2 separate regions of the Mus musculus genome follow, and region 2 is linked to region 1. The links are chromatin loops, found by intact Hi-C in ENCODE. Cell type or tissue: left cerebral cortex. All regions are shown on one strand. Links, peaks and the distances in the headings refer to the core of each region. The heading gives the core; the rest is flanking DNA.

Region 1 (8,428 bases), core at 176-8,175:
TTTTTTAAAAAATATATTTATTATACATAAGTACACTACAGCTGTCTTCAGACACACCAGAAAAGGGTGTCAGATCCTATTACAGATGTTTGTGATCTGGTTGCTGGAATTTGAACTCAGGACCTCTGGAAGAGCAGTCTTAACTGCTGAGCCATCTCTCCAGCCCCCAGAAGATGGTTTTAATAAGCAGAACATGGAATTTCTGTTGCTTTTAGCAGTTTATCTGATAGGAATTTCATATTCTATTTACTAGAAATAGTTTTCAAGATTTATAACTATGTTATATATATATGTTTTCAAGATTTATAACTATGTTAATGCTGTTTGATAATTTTTTTTTCGAGGTAGGCCTTCTCTGTGTAGCCCTGGCTGTCCTGGAACTCACTCTGTAGACTAGGCTGGCCTCGACCTCAGAAATCCGCCTGCCTCTGCCTCTGATAACATTTAAGCTGGGTGTGGTAGCATATACCTTCAATCTCAGTACTCCTGAGGCAGGGAGGCAGGGAGGATCACATCGCAGTGGTCCAGGCTAGTCAGGCTCTGCATAGTTGAGACACTGTCTCAAAAAAGAACAAAAACAAAAAACTTGAAACATTTATTTGTTTGGTTTTTCAAGACAGGGTTTCTCTGTGTAGCCCTGGCTGCCCTGGAACTCACTCTGTAGAATAGGCTGGACTCAAACTCAGAAATCCACCTGCCTCTGCCTCCCAAATGCTGGGATTAAAGGCATGTGCCACCACTGCCCGGTAGAACTTTTTTTTTAAAGATTTATTCATTTTATGTATATGAGTACACTATAGACACACAAGAAGAGGGCATCAGATCCCATTACAGATGGTTGTGAGCCACCATGTGGTTTCTGGGAATTGAACTCGGGACCTCTAGAAGAACAGTCAGTGCTCCTAACCTCTGAGCCTTCTTTCCAGCCCAGTTTAGAACATTTTTTATGAGATCTGTAGAAATATTCAAACTAGTACTAATCCATCGAAATACAGATCAATCTGAAATGTTGATTAAACAATACATTTAACACCTTAGGTTGTATAGCTTTTGAGCTTCGAGCTAGCACTCATTATGATGAGGTAATAATGTACACTACGGTTTGTTCTTTTATTTTTTTTTCATTAATCACTACATCCTAATTGCCTCCTTCCAGTCCCCCGTCACAGTCCCTCTTTCTTGAGTTGTCCTTTCTGTCAGGTAAGTGATAGTTGTCAACTTCATGTGGCATTTTACATTTACTTATTTTGTATGTGTATGTGTGTGTGTGTGTATGTGTGTGTTGTATTGACATGTGCCACAGTCCACATGTGAAGGTCAGAGGACAATTCGCAGAGGACAACTTGAAGTGGGTAGGCTCTTTACCATGTAGGTCCTGGCAGCAAATGCCCTACCTTACTGACCCAACCCCCCAGCTTTCTTCTCTCTTGTACTTATTTTTTTTTTATTTTTATTTTTATTTTTATTTTTATTTGAGACAAGGTTTCTCTACCTTGGCTGTCCTGGAATTCCATCTGTAGACTGGCCTTGAACTCACAAATTTCCGACTACCTCTGCCTCCTGAGTGCTGGGACTAAAGGCATGTGCCACCACACCTGGCTTTGATGGGTGGTTTTGTTTTGTTTTTTGGAGACAGGGTTTCTCTGTATAGCCCTGGCTGTCCTGGAACTCACTTTGTAGACCAGGCTGGCCTCGAACTCAGAAATCTGCCTGCCTCTGCCTCCCGAGCGCTGGGATTAAAGGTGTGCGCTAGCACGCCCGTCTTCATGGGTGATTTTAACACTACCATGACCACTAGTAGAAATGAAGCAGTTTTGAAATGAAGTTGAGTTTTGTCCCTACAATATTGGAACCTTGTTGCTTTCCTGCTTCATTCAGGCAAGTTCTACCTTTAATTAAACTGTTTGTTATAACTAACACATTACTTTGGATTTTATAATTACCTGGAGCTGGGAGGTCACTAAATTTCTCTGTTATGCATTTCTGTAGCTGAAGACTTGAGATAGCTTACCTCAGAAGCACTAAGCAATCCTTTAAGATTCCTTGAGGGACTATGAAATACTGTTAGATTAAGATGGATACCGTAGGTCCTGTTTTTAACTTTACTCTGAAATGGAATTATGTATTTTCTATTTCTATGGCGCTGGACTTAACAGACAGTTGTCAGCCTTTCTGGGAAGTTCTCTTAACGGAAGAGTCATTTTCTCAGGTCCAGATGTTATGGTCTTACCTGGTGACTTCATTAAGGATATGTTGATCCCATATTGAAGGAATTTGGAGGTGTTTAGTATTTGCTGAACTCCCAGCAAACCTGAAAACTTTCTAAAGACATTGCCTTATAATGGTTCATTCAATATAGTAAACATGAAAAGAATATCAATATGCTCAAGTATTCAGAGAATAGAGGATGCAGGCAAAGATGATACTTTAATGAGGCTGTGAGTGACGGGTAAACCAGTGTCTAGATTAACTAGAGGGATAGCTGACTTGCTATTCTGATTCTCTAAAGCTTATTTTCTGGTTCCCCCATCAAATGATTTATTTAGTTTTTTAATTTTTTAGTTCCATGACAATTGTATTGAGGGAAAATGTGTCCCAAGTGGCCAAATGTATGTGAATAGTGATGTTCTTTTAGTTCAACACCAATCATTTTGCACCTATAACTCAGTTTGCTGATATTTGGGAGCCCACTTATAAGTTGCCTTAGTTTCTTTTTAAAATGTAATTTTAAGACTTCACTCTCTCTGTTCCCACATGTTCCCAGCTGGCCTTTCTTCCTGTCTTTCTCACCACCCCCCTTTCACTGCCTCTACCCCTCTTCTAAGTCCTTCCTTCCACCACAATAAATCTTTATACTAGAAAAAAAAATTTAAATTATGTGCACATGTGGCTGTAAGTGACCTCAGTTCAGAAGAAGGTGCTAGGCGCCCCCCTTACAGGAGGGCATGGAGTTACAGTTGTTGTGAACGACCCATTATTGTACTGAGAATTCTGGAGTTTTGGTTTTTTTTAGTCAACACAGAAATATAGGAATGTGTTTTAGTTTTAATCCCAGACGTGGGATATGGAACTGCTTCGCAGTATCCACAGCAGCTGTGCATGATTTGCCTGGCACTCTAGCAGAAGCATGGTTTTGCCAGCTGCAGATAGTTTCTGTGATTGTGTGACATTTGGCATTCTGGGTATATAAATGCTAGTGCCCCGATAGATTGGTTTGTGGTTGGTAGTCTTTCAGGAGGTTTGGTTTTGGTTTGTTAGTGGTTGTGCTCACAGAAGAAATAAGAAAGAAATTGGTTCCAGGGATCTCTCTCTCTCTCCCCTCCTATCCTTTCTCTCCTATCTAGTGATAGGTGGTGAAACAGGGATTGGGGAGTTGGGGGGATGATAAAGGATGGGAAATCGAAGAGCCCACAAAGTAACAACCCAGCTACACATTATCACACTGTGAATTCAGGGATCTGAACTTGGGTCTGTATGTGCTCTTAGCCATTGAGCCATCGCTCCAGTCCATTTTTATTTATTTTACATGTATTTATTTGTGGGTGTGCTCTATGTACTATCCCAAGCGTAAAGACCAGAGGACAATTTGCGACAATTTGTGGGAGTCCTCTCCCTCCACCAGGGATGGAACTCAGGTCAGCAGATTTGGTGGTAAACATCTTCCTGCAGGGGATTAAACTCAAGGAACTGCCAACCCCGTTGAATGATGTCGTTATGTTTTATTTGAGAAAATCGTGTGTGTGTGTGTGTGTGTGTGTGTGTGTGCACGCGCGTGTGTGTACTACATCATTTATGTGGGTTTAGAGCTCAGTTTACAGCAGCAGTCTATCATTTGGGTAGATTTATTTTTTTTGTGTATGGATGTTTTGTTTGCATGGACATCTGTGCACAAGTAGGCAGTGCCTTAGAAGGCCAGAAGAGGGCATCGATTCCCTGGACCAGCTGTTGTGAGCTGCTTTGCATGGTCTGGAAGAGGAGTTATTAATGCTCTTAAATATTGAGCTATCTCTTCAGCCTGGAGAAAGTTTTCTTTGAGACAGGCTCTTACTCTATATCCCAGTATGGCTAGGAACTCTAGGCTGGTTTCAATTCATCTTCTTGCCTTCCTTTCAAGTGCTAGGATTACAGGAACAAGCCACCCCGCCAAACCACAATGCCATTTTTCATCAGAGGGATGAGGGGGAAGTTCCTGGTTCTGATTTTTCCTGTCTGGAGTTAGTTTAGTAAGTAAAGACGGTTTGCCAGGTCTATGATATTTTATGCTGGCAAGGACAATCTATGGGTGGTTTATGGCAAGCCCTCACTATTCAAGTACTTTCCCTCCGTTTTGTTGCGTTTGTCTTAGGCACTGGGGTTGGGAGCCTAGGCGACTGCAAGCGCCTAACTTTACATCTTGGCTGAGAATGCATGCGTGCACCAGGGGGCGCAAGGAGCTCCCGGCGCGTGCTCCCTTTCACGTGACGTGGACCATTTCCCTAGTCGGCCCAGCTTCCGGGCCCTGGCATCGCCCGGAAGTGGGGGCCTCGGAGGAGGGCGGGGCGACTTTGTGGGCTGGGAAAGCCGTCGAGGGAGGAGCTGCCGCTGCCTGCGCCTAGACTCTTCTGTGTGTGCGAGCGCGGAGGCTGCGTGCTGGTCAATCGCTGCCGCCCTGCGCCCTGCGGAGCTCCAGAGCTCGAACCCCAGCCCTGGAAACCCAGGTGAGTCCCAGAGCGGCTTCCCATCGGCGACTTCACTCTTTTGTCAGTTGTCTGTACGATCTAGGATGGTGAGAAGGTCACCACTTTAAGCTGGGGCAATCTCCAAACTCCTTCACAACTCACATATTTAACCACACTTAGGCTTTACCCTCTCAACCAGGGCAGAGAAAGGAGGCTGGGACCTGACCTGTGCCACTTTTTTTTTTTTTTTTTTGTACTCTCCTGGAAGAGAGTATTTTGATCATCTGTGGCCTGTGCTAATTGTGGACACGAGAAGGTCTGAACCGCGCACTGGACTTCTTGTGGACTGGGATCTTTGATTAATGACATCTCTTTCTACTTTAGAAAATGAGGTTCCGAAGACCACCATCACTGATTAAATATTTTTCTAAAACTGGGTATTTGGCTTCTTGTCACGCTCTGGGAGCATAAACTAAACGGAGGCTCGTTACCCCTTTTTGTTCTTTGTGCTCCATTTCCAGTAAAGTTACAGCCATCCCTGTCCCACCCTGCGCCGCTTTTCTGAGGCTCTTCCTCTGCCCCTTTCTCCTCCTTTCTCCCTCTTTTAAGTGCTGGGGGTTGAATTCAGTGCCTCCCACATGCTGGATTGTATCTTCCTTTTGACTCTTTTTGTTGTAGATGCTGAGGTTATTTTAAACTCGGACAACACTCATGCTTTTACAAGCCAATATTTTCCTAGGGTCTGAACTTTGTTTTAATTATAGCCTCATTACTTAGTAATACGGCTTTGTATTGAGACAGTGTGTGCAGAACATTGAATTAGGTGTGATATTGAAGTGAGAGAGATGGGGTGATGTCAAATTAAGACAGTTCCTGGACTCAAAAGAGTTTGCAATCAACTGAATCGAATTTGGTCAGGAAGACTGTGGGTTCTAGCAAATAATTGAATAAACAACCTAGATTGTTTCTACTATCCTTCTTAAAGAAAGATTATTTTGAAGAGAGAGGTTTTAGTTTTTTTTTTTTAATTTTCAAACTTTCTTGTATCTATGGTAGTGAAGGTTTTGTTGTTGTACCTGAGTGTCCCACAATGAAGTAGGAAAAGAAAAGAACACACAGTCATTTAAAATCTCAGTAACATATATTACAACCAGGAAGTGTTATAAAGTTGTATGGAAAGAAGCACTAGAGCTGTGTCTGGAACAGTGAACAGGACTTAGCTCTGTAGGGGTGGAGGAATGGGGGGATAGTCCAGGCACAGAAATACTGGTGAGGGCACTGTACATACACGTCTCTATTTCTAATAAACACGCCTTTCAAGATTTCAAGAGGGAACAAAAAGAGTAAGGTCTGCGGAGGTAGTTTGGTGGTAGAGTTTACCCTTCCATGAGCAAGGCCCTGGATTCTATCCCTGACACCTTGAAATAAAATCAAAACATAAAAGAAGTCATGAAGGATAGTCATATAGAACTGTTAACCCACCAAAAGCCTACATGTAGAAAAAAATGGGAATGATAAACGCAGTTAATGTATGAGGCTTAATGGGAATATAACCTGCAATGTAAAAGACACTAAAGTAAGTAGGTAGCGGTCCTGTGTGGGAGCATGCCTTGCTGCCCCCTTGTTGTGTTTTTTTTGTTGAGCCTCAATCAGTTTTTAATTCTGATTGACTATTGTGTCTTAGTTTAAAAAAAAAAAAGGCAACTGGGTGTGGTGGTATCTACCTTTGATCCCAGCAGTGAGGAGGCAGAGGCTGGTAGATCTCTTGAGTGCAAAGCCAGCCTGGTCTACAGAGTGAGTTCCAGGACAGCCAGGGCTACACAGAGAAACCCTGTCTCAAAAAACCAAAAAAAAAAAAAAAAGTTGGCAATGAATAACAATTTTTAAAGCCAAAAGTTGTTCCAGTTTCCCCTCAAGGAATCCTTGCATTTCTTCTCCAAATTGATTTCTCTCTCTGTCTTGGTAATGTAATAGAAACTCTTCTAGCCAGTCTTAGATCTCGGTTTGTGGCACCTAGCCAGGTTAAACAGTTTTCTTCTGAAGGATAGGTTAACATCTTTGTTTCTTAATGCAGAAGGCTGCTTTCTTTAAAACAACAACAACAAAAAGTAACAGGCAGTGATGGCGCACGCCTTTAATCCCAGCCCTTAGTAGATAGGGCAGGTGGATCTCCATGAGTTTGAGGCCAGCCTGGTCTACAGAGTGAGTTCCAGGACAGCCAGGGCTACACAGCGAAACCCTGTCTCGAAAAAACAAAAGAGAACAACAACAACAAAAAGAACTGATTTTTCTCTATATACTATATTCAGATTTGCTTGTCAAAATATTATTTGTAAATTTTGACATTACAGAAAATGAAAATATATTCATTTTTGAACTAGGGAAGTAAATTGTCAGAGATATTTGTCTGAGCTTATCCAGTTCTTAGTATATATGAAAATCATATTTTAGAGTTTTCTCCTAAAATTCCTATTACTTATCTTTATTAAAGGGACAGTCCAAGTTTTCCAAGTATTTTTGGTCTTAAAAAACAGGGTCTCTCACTACATAGCCCTGGCGTGTCCTTTGAAACTAGGAGATCATGCCTGGTGCTCTGGAGCTGAGGTTACCAAAGGTTATGAACTGACTTACCTGCCATAGGTACTGGGATCCAAACTCAGCTGAGGAAGTAGAATCCATCTCTCCAGTCCCCCCCAACCCCTTTGTCTTTTTGTCTTTTTGTGGTGGGAGTTCTGTATGAAGCCTCAGCCGGTCTGGATCTTGTTATCTAGATCAGTCTAGCTTTGGATTTGACAGTGATCTTTGACTAGACCTCCCTGAGTACTAGGATTGCAGGTGACCTTGCTTTTTTTTTTTTTTTTTTAAAGAACATTCTCCTCTGATTAACATCCTGTCAGAAAATGTTATTTTTGACATTTTTATTCATTTTTTTTGAACATGTGATATGTTGCGTGGCTGCCTGTATGCAACAGCTCTTACGTGGTTGTCAGAGGACATGAGGCTTGGTGGCAGGCACCCCTACCAGCAGGGCCATCTTGCAAGCATGTTATGTTCGTTTTTAGACAGTGTTTTATGTAGCCCAAGCTGTCCTTGGATTCCCATTTCTCTTGTTTCTACCTGCCAAGTGGTGGGATAATAGGTCGCAGGGTTTTGTTATTAAACAGAGATCTTCCCAAGGACACAGTAAAAATAAGAATGAGTCAGATAGCTGGTACATCATGGCGAGTGGTTCAGTTCAAACTCGCATTCTGACAACTCTAATTCTTTTACTTCTTGTTCTCAGTCTGTAGCTTGACTTGATGTGATACAACTTATTTCTGGCTGTGGTGGTATATGTTTAATTTGAAGCACTTGAGAGGCCAAGTTAAGAGTTTGAGACCAGCCTGGGCTACATAGCAAGACCAAGAAACAACAAAACAAAACAAAACAAAACAAAACAGAAAACTTGCAAACTCAATTTATTGAGGGAATATGGCAAGAAAAGAAGCAATATTTATTTCCAATTTGTGTTAATTACAGAGTGGGTGCTGTGTTTCTGCTTTCATGTTGTTTGTCCTGTGTGGTCAGCAAATTGATTTCCTCATTTTGTGAGTTCAAGTATGTGAGAGAGCACACTGATTTTCACAAATACTTCTTTTCCGCATAGAAACGAGGATAAAATATTCCATTTTGAATTGATTAAGTGGGTATCATTATACATTGCTTGATTGTTTGGAATTGTACAGCTATATCTAGGGAATTTGAAAAAATTACTAATATTTCTGTAATTA
Region 2 (8,428 bases), core at 287-8,286, 360 kb after region 1:
TCTTAGTAGGCTGCAGCCTCCATTGAGGAGCATATCAAGTTTTTGAGGGATGGTATGATCTGGGAGCTATGTGGTTTTTACTATCTCACCATCTAGTGGACACACCACAGAACTGCTCTATGTCTCTAAGGCTCAAGTTCAGAGGGTGGGGATACACATCTGCAAATCCACTCTACTACTCATCTGCACACCTGCACCAAGAGGAAGCTGAAGGAGCTGAACAAAGTAGTCATCAGGAAAGCAGCCACCAGGTAGTTCTGAGTTTGTCTTGTCTCTTCATTCAGTATATATTTATACCATATTCATTCAAACTATCCAGTTTGCATTTTATTACTGTATATATTTAACCAAAATAGTTTAGGTTTGGTCTTAAGTAGCTTATTCAAAAGTGTGTAGATACCAAATGCTTTAGAAGAACAGCATGCCTCATACAATTAATTTATTCAGTTTAAGAAGAACTTTCTGGGTGAGATCCTGTCTGTCACACGAACAGAGGGATTATATTCCTACAGCTATGTCTTCCTGAGCAAAGACATCTAGAGCTCTAGATCCTAAAAAGAAATCTCTAAAATGGAAGATAGTGATACTTTTAATCAAAGGCTACTTTGCTTTTGAGCAAAGGGTAATCAGAGGTGGAAGCAAATAGGCAGTCTCCTCCTCCTGATGTAGCTCCTCCTCTTCCCTCTCCTCCTCACAATGCTGAAAGCTAACTTGTTTATCTTTTTAAGGTAGTGGTGCTCATAAAATACATGACATACCAGAGAAAGATTTCCATGCAAGCCAATTTTGCATAACCCCATCTCTGCTACACAGCATAGAGGATTGTTGGCTAAGATTATTAGATAGCACAACTTTAAGTATTAATTATCAAAGAAATAAAACTTTGCATAAATTTACATTTTCATATCGAGTCTCTGAATAAGAAGAAAAATTATCAAAATAAAATTGTATCAATCCATTCATCCATCCTTCTATCTATCTAGGTTTTTCAAGACAGTGTTTCTCTGTATTGTAGCCCTGGCTTTCCTGGCCCTCCCTCTGTAGTCCAGGCTGGCCTTTAACTCAGAGATCACCCTGCCTCTATCTCCTGAGTGCTAGCATTAAAGGTGATTACCACCACTGCCTAGCTGATGAGTAGATATTTGAATACATACCATGATTTTAATAAGCTATGTGGATTGGCTTGGTAAGTTACTACTAGATACCCACTCCTGTCAAAAAGAATTTAGGAGAAAATGAGGAATTCAGCCTAGGTGCAAGTTGGGGCACAGTGACTATATGTTTATATTGTATGCTTGAATTAAATAATGCAAGATAATTAAAAACACTTACATATAAATGTTTTTATAGGGTCCATTTTTACCATTGCTGGACAGTGCCAATTCATATGTCATAGAAGAATTAATATCACATTTTTTGTTACACTTCTGAGTCCATGAAACAGTAGCAGATTGGGTTTGAATATTAGAAACCTAAAATGAAGAAAATGCAAGCAGTATACTTAAAAGTCATAATCTCTACTTTTAAATGCAAACTTTTCTTTAGTTGTTTCATACTAGCTCCAATTCTCATATTAGGTGCTTAAATACTATGATTAACTAATTAGCCACCACTCCTATCTTTAATGATGCCACACTGGATCTTATTGCATTGCTGCAGAAGAGTATGAAAATATCAACACAGTAAATGCTTTAAAAATAGAAATGAATTTGGAGGGTTTAGATGGAAAAGATGGAAGAGCATGAAATCTTTACTTTTGTTACATACCACAGGTTTTCCAATGGCAAAACAACATGGCTGTGTTCTGTACTCTGTATTGTGTTCTAAAAGTAAGAAAAAAGACCTCAAACAAAAATAATATTTTGGGAAAGTCAAGAGAAAAGAGTTAGATCAGACTGCAAATATGTCATCACTATGAAATCTAGTAAGACCCAATTAAATTTGTATTTAAAGATTTGAATCAGAACCCAGTGAACATATATATTAAACGTCATGATCTCACTTGTATGTTGAATTAGGTAAAGTTGTAAGAAACATAATAATCAGGAAATCGGAGCAGGGTGGAATTGCCGATCAAAGGAAATAAAATTCATGTAGAAGGAATAGGTGTTTGGAGTTATTGAACAGCAGGATGACTTAGTCGTTATAAGGTATATTTCAATACAGTGGACATACATTTTCATATGTTTCAACATAAAAAAGAAAAGAAAAATCCAATCCTAATCGATAAGTGAGATGATGGATGTTAGTTATCTTCATTTTCTAATTCCAAATTATATTTATATATCCCGTATATAAATGTTTATCAAAATGTCTCATTGCATTTTATAAGTTTAGGCTTATTACATGTCAATTAATAATACATTAAAAATAAATTAGAAAAAGTGGATGTGAAGGGAAACAGAAGCAGAGAATGGCACTCTAAAAGTTTGAATTGGCTGGCAAGGTGACCTGGACAGTAAAGGTACTTTCTACAAAGCACTATAACCTGAGTTTGAACCAGTGACCTGCATCTTTGAAAGGAGAAAACAAACTCCCCTAAGTTCCCCTCTGATCTCCCTTGTTCACATACACATATAAATAGATAATTATGTATAATAAAAATTTATTTAAAATGCACTGTGAGTCCAAATTATTTGGCTTGTACCCTCATTGACAACAGAATGGGGTTCCTGTGTTTACCTTTCAGTGATGCATTTGACGACTGACTCTTCTTTTGGTTTTCACCTAATATCTGCTTATTGTCTCTAGCTCCCATGTTAGCCTCTGTCTCTCCATGAACGTTTTCAGAAATGCTGGCAACATTAGAAGGTCTGAGGCCATCATTAGTTGAGAAGAAAGTGTTGCAAGCATTCTCAGAAGTACAGCTTGGAATACTCTTAGCATCTGGTGGTTCGTGAGTTTCATCATAGGTGACTTGATTGTAATTACTTATGGAAGGGCCTATAATATTGTTATTGATGTCAGTGTAAAAGCCCACATTTGAGGTAGAAATGCTTGGGGTATGAGCAGAAGAACTAGTGATTCTGTTAGTAGGATTAGTGTCTGGATTATTGTCAGCCATGTTTCTTGGAGCACTGTCAATAGTGCAACTGTTTAAGACAGTATTCAGAGAGTAAGTGTCTGAAGTATTGTTATCAGTGTTAGTATCTGGAGCAGTATTCACAGTGTAAGGACAGAGAGTACCAGGAGGAGCAGATGTGTCAATGGCTTTGTTCAGAAGCAAAGTTGTGTCACTAAATGTAGAGGCAGTCTTGTGTTCACCAAATTGGTGATCTCTTATTTTCTTCTTTGAATATTCTCCAGTCTTTACAGTCTTCTCATCGGGTTGGTTATGGCTCACTCTTCTGTGAGGATAAGTTTCTAAGAGATATAATAAATGCAATAAAGTTCAGTAGTAATCATAAAATCTCAAGTCCTTTTACCTAAGCATCCAAAGAACACTGACAAATCATGAATTACTTTAAAAGCTTTTCTTAATTTTCTTCAATAAAAATATTTGAAGTATATATATATATATATATATATATATATATATATATATATATATTCTGTGTATACATATTGAAGATACAGGGGTTGGTGCAGAAAAATGAGAAAATACAGCATTTTTAAAAATTAATATATTTTTATTATATATTTTCTGTATATACATTTCAAATGCTATCCTGAAAGTTCCCTATACCCTCCCTCCGCCCTGCTCCCCTACCCACCCACTCCAGCTTCTTGGCCCTGGCATTCCCCTGTACCAGGGCATATAAAGTTTGCAGTACCAAGGGGCCTCTCTTCCCAGTGATGGCCGACTAGGCCATCTTCTGCTACATATGCAGCTAGAGATACAAGCTCTGGGGAGTTCATATAGTTAGTTCATGTTGTTATTCCACCTATAGGGTTGCAGATCCCTTCAGCTCCTTGAGTGCTCTCTCTAGCTTCTCCATTGGGGGCCCTGTGTTCCATCTTATACATGACTGTGAGCATCCACTTCTCTATTTGCCAGGCACTGGCATAGCCTCATATGAGACAGCCATAACAGGGTCTCATCAGCAAAATCTTTCTGGCATATGCAATAGTGTCTGGGTTTGGTGGCTGATTATGGGATGCATCCCTGGGTGGGGTAGTCCCTGGATAGTCCATCCTTTTGTCTTAGCTCCAAACTTTGTCTCTGTAACTCCTTTCATGGGTACTTTGTTCCCTATTTTAAGGAGGAATGAAGTATCCACCCATTGGTCTTCCCTCTTCTTGATTTTCTTGTGTTTTGCAAATTGTATCTTGGGTTTTCTATGTTTCTGAGCTAATACCCACTTATCAGTGAGTGCATATCTAATGACTTCTTTTGTGGTTGAGTTACCTCACTAAGGATGATATCCTTCAGATACATCCATTTGTCCAAGAATTTCATAAATCCATTGTTTTTAATAGCTGAGTAGTACTCCATTGTGTAAATGTACCACATTTTCTGTATCCATTCTTCTGTTGAGGGACATCTGGGTTCTTTCCAGTTTCTCGCTATTATAAATAAGGCTAATAAAGCATTTTCTAGTGCTCCACTATCTCCATATATTATATAGTCACTAACAAGTAGGTATAGGATATGTTTTAAAATATATTTTTGTCATTATAAACAAGTCTGCAAAGAATATTATGTATATGCTATAATATTATTACAAAGGTATAAAATTGTACATCTGATAAATTGAATACTTGAAGATTAAACAAAGACAAAGCAAGATCTGTACATGGATGCCAGAATTGTCTATTTCCTGATTATCTTAGAAAGCCCTAGAGCTCTATCTAGTGGCCACCCTGCTTATTCTCAAGGAATCAGCTCATTTTTGCTCCAAAGGACTCCTTCCTATTATTGCTGTTGTCAGTCAGGACATTTTAGACATGAGTTCTAAAAGTTACTCAGCTATATGTTTCTCTCAGGACATTTCCAATCAACAAAGTACAGGGCCATTGTAAGCAAGAAAGTACCTCTCTGCCTTGTGAGGGAAGGCCAACCTCCACCCAAAGAACAAACCTAAATTAGGACAACTGCCCATGCTTGTGGGAGAGAACAAGAACATGAGTCATTGGCAGCCTTCATTCCAGCCCTGTCTCCTCCTGTCAATAAATTCCAGTTTGAATAATCCCTCCTTCCTGTCACTAGCAGTTTCATTTTCCCATAGCCAGGTTCCCACAGTTCACACCACTAACATCATTCCTGTGCATCTCTGTTTAACCATGATTTTCACCTGTTCAACTTGACCTCAGCCCCTTCCCCATCTCTGATAAAACCATAGCCTGTAAGAGACATTTGTTCTAACACCTTCTGTGATGAGAGACCTCCTAAGGTTTATTTCAAAATTAATCTGTCCCCACTGCTGTGGATCTGCGTCCAGAGTGTTAGGGTCTTCTTGCAACCCAGGAAGCAGCTGATTGTGGTAGGTCATCTTGTACTCTATTCTGGGAGGTCACTGGCTTTCCCTCCCTGTTCTCCTTTCTTCCTCCTTTCTTTCAGTCTTGCACTCAGTTAGCATGAAGATGATTATACATTTTGTAGAAGTATGGGAACCTGCTCATGATACCCCAAACCCTCTTCAGAATGTATCCCTTCTCCAACACTCTATGTACTAGGTGAACCATTGGACTGGATCACTCTTTTTATCTCTCACTTCTCTCTTTTACTCTCACCTATCTCTTCTCTCCTCTCCCACTTGTTCTCTCATCTCTCTCCTTTTTTCCTCTCTTCTCCTCTACTCCCTCTCCTCCTCAGCTCCCTCCACCATTTTCTCTCACGTTCCCTTCTGTAGCAGCTCTGGCATTGTGAAGGCTTCTTGTTTTTTTCTTGGAAGTGTTCAGTGATTCTTTTCTCGCTCCTTCTCTCCCAAGGTGACTAGGAAATCTGTTCCTTGGATACTTCCTCTATGGAGAGTCCAAGGAGTTCTTACTGGGATGCCTGATGTTTCCTTTTCTGTCCTCCCCTGGAAGTGTCCCACAGTTGATGGACATCCTGACAGGGACACAGGTCAGGGGTCTCAGGAGTAAAATCTGACCTATCCAATGCTCCAGTCCTAATATAAATTGAATAACTCTCTGTGGTATTAATAGCATATGTGACTTGGCAAATTCTCAGGAACTTCAATCACTTTAGGTTCAGAGCCAGAAAAATGGTAGGAAGTTCTCTCTTTACAAGTCTTCTGCCTCCTGTTGGCTTTACCTGTGTCAATCTTGTTCTACTCACCTTGTGAATATCCCCATGCCCACAAACTGTGTTGCCATTGACAACATGCCCATCTTTAGTATTTGAAGGCCCAATGTTTCTCCCACCTTTTTCTAGACTTTTGACAGGACGATAGTCTCCTACTTGCTGTCCATCCATGAATCCCCCAACTGTCTACTATTTCCTCTCAGATCCCCCAGACATCACCTCCATTTTCAATAACAGACACTAAAGTTCCCTTGTTCACCATTATACTCCAACAAAATCTTGATATCTTTCTGCAATCTTTTCACTTGGACTGACCCTGATTAGAACTTCTCCCAGCAACTTACCTGGCAGGTTCTCAGCAGGGATTTGGAGACAAAGCCTATCATTTCTGGAATGTTTTTCAGTTGCAATCAGGTTCTCTTGTTTCTTCTCTCCTGTCTTTCCCTCTGACTCTCCCTTTTCTTCCCTCCAAATATCCCCCTCTCCCCACAACATTCTTCTCCCAATAGAGTAGACCCAAGTAGTTCTAAGACAGAGAGACCCCCCTTCAGTTTTATGCCACAGTGGCTACTTACAGTTGTAGGTCTCCAGTGTCCTCCCTAGTGTCTCCCAACCTTCTTATGCTGCATCCAAAGATGATCTCATTGTCATCTGTTTCCAGTCCAGACACACAGCAAGGTTTTATAGCCCTGAATCAGGCCCTCAGGAACTCCTGCCCTTGGGCTCCCAACCCTTCCTGACACTTCCTGACCTTTACCGCTCTGGTGTTCGTAAGTAGGTCTTAGTCCATCTAGTCCAACGAATAGGAGACTCACTCTGACCTGTTGCCCATTTCTCTATATTTCAGAGCTGGCCCCTTATGCCTTAATGTTCAAGAACCTGCCATTCTGCTCATCCCCAGGCCCCTTAAAGTTATTATCCTTCAACCCGTGGCTTGACCCTACCTATGTGCAACATGATCAGCCCTTCTGCACTGTCCTCAACTTCCTCCTTTTGTTCCCAGACTTGTCACACTTGCCTTCTCCAATGTCCAGTTTCTCTTCAGCCCTGGAATCCGCTCAACCCTAACCACTCTTCTCTCTATACAAATTCAGGTAATATCTTTCTTGTGGTCCAAATGCTTGATAATTATTACAAGGTAATGGATAGGCCCTTATGTTTTTGTGGGAATTCCCATTCCTGGACCTCTGGATAGGCTCACTGATGGTAGTTTTCTAGGAACCCCCATATCCATCTGGCTTGACAACAGTCTTAGAGTGCTACCATTATGATTTTGGCTGCTTCCCCAATGGGTGGATGAGGCAAGTTCCCTTCATTTTTTAGCATGCAGAGTTCATTGGCCAATGGGTGTCATACACCTAGCTACAGATTGGACAATTAGCATCTACACTCACTTTAAACATTCCTATGATATCATTCATTCAGACTCCCACACTTGGATAGAATAGTGCTTCCTCACTTCAAAGGGCTTCTCCTTATTAACAGGAAATTTCTCCTGTGTGTCCTGGAAGCAGCCCCATTACCTGAAGGCTCAACTTTGGAAACATGACTGCCTAACCCCTGATTCTATTAGTTGGTGAAGGGCCATGATGTGTCCCACTATCTTTTCCCTCTGACTGTGTTACATAGCTTCTCATCTTTTCAGATTTTTCTTCTCATACCATCAGAACATACCAGATCCACCAAAGCCAACTTTTGACAACCCTACTGGTATTTTAACAACCTACTATTCTGTTCCTCCCCTGAAAAGAATTTTTTTTCCCTCCATGAGAGCCATTGCTACTTTCCAGGCCAACCTCTTTCCCCTCTGACATGTTCTTAGTACACAAGCTCATCTCTGCCCTCTTATGAAAAAATGCTTACAGGATCTCTGTGAACAATGTAACATCTGTCAATGGTCTCTCTTCAAGCTAGTATTAGGCACCCACCTTTCCGTACTCATCTACTTACTGTGCAACTCATCCCGTCTTCCCATAAGATACACCAAGTACTTCCTGGTAGTAGCTGTAGTTGACACTTTCACAGGTTTGGTAGAGGCTTTCCCCACTTCTAACAAATGTGTCTCCATTTTAGCCTCAAGGCTTGTAAGAGAAGTCATTTCTCATGCCTCCCATTTAATTTGACAATGGCTCTGAATGTATTTATCAAACACCTCAATGGATCAGTAGTACCCTAAACATTTACAGAAGTTTCTACATTCTTGTCATAGCCAGTCCTATGGAAAAGGAGAGAGGGTAA

The links. A loop is a pair of places that touch in the nucleus more often than their neighbours do. Peaks named below come from ENCODE experiments on the same cell type or tissue, not always from the same donor. Only the 100,000 strongest peaks of a DNase experiment are listed, where the experiment ranks them.
Region 2: a loop joins it to region 1, with 4 times the contacts of the local background. A loop is called at or near these places in 5 of 42 quality-filtered maps.

The regions. Positions count from the first base shown.
Region 1 is chrX:106,022,683-106,031,110 of GRCm38, forward strand. Atp7a (ATPase, Cu++ transporting, alpha polypeptide) reads left to right here and starts at 4,542. Exons shown (of 23, transcript NM_009726.5): 1 at 4,542-4,697. In left cerebral cortex, for the core only: CTCF peaks have their summits at 3,894 (motif pointing right) and 4,429 (motif pointing right); DNase peaks (open chromatin) are centred at 3,955 and 4,492; H3K4me3 peaks cover 1,553 bases; H3K27ac peaks cover 786 bases.
Region 2 is chrX:106,380,709-106,389,136 of GRCm38, forward strand. It overlaps the pseudogene Gm6325. Among named protein-coding and RNA genes, the nearest start is that of Mir6382, 75 kb to the left of the region's middle. In left cerebral cortex, for the core only: a CTCF peak has its summit at 4,801 (motif pointing left); a DNase peak (open chromatin) is centred at 4,805.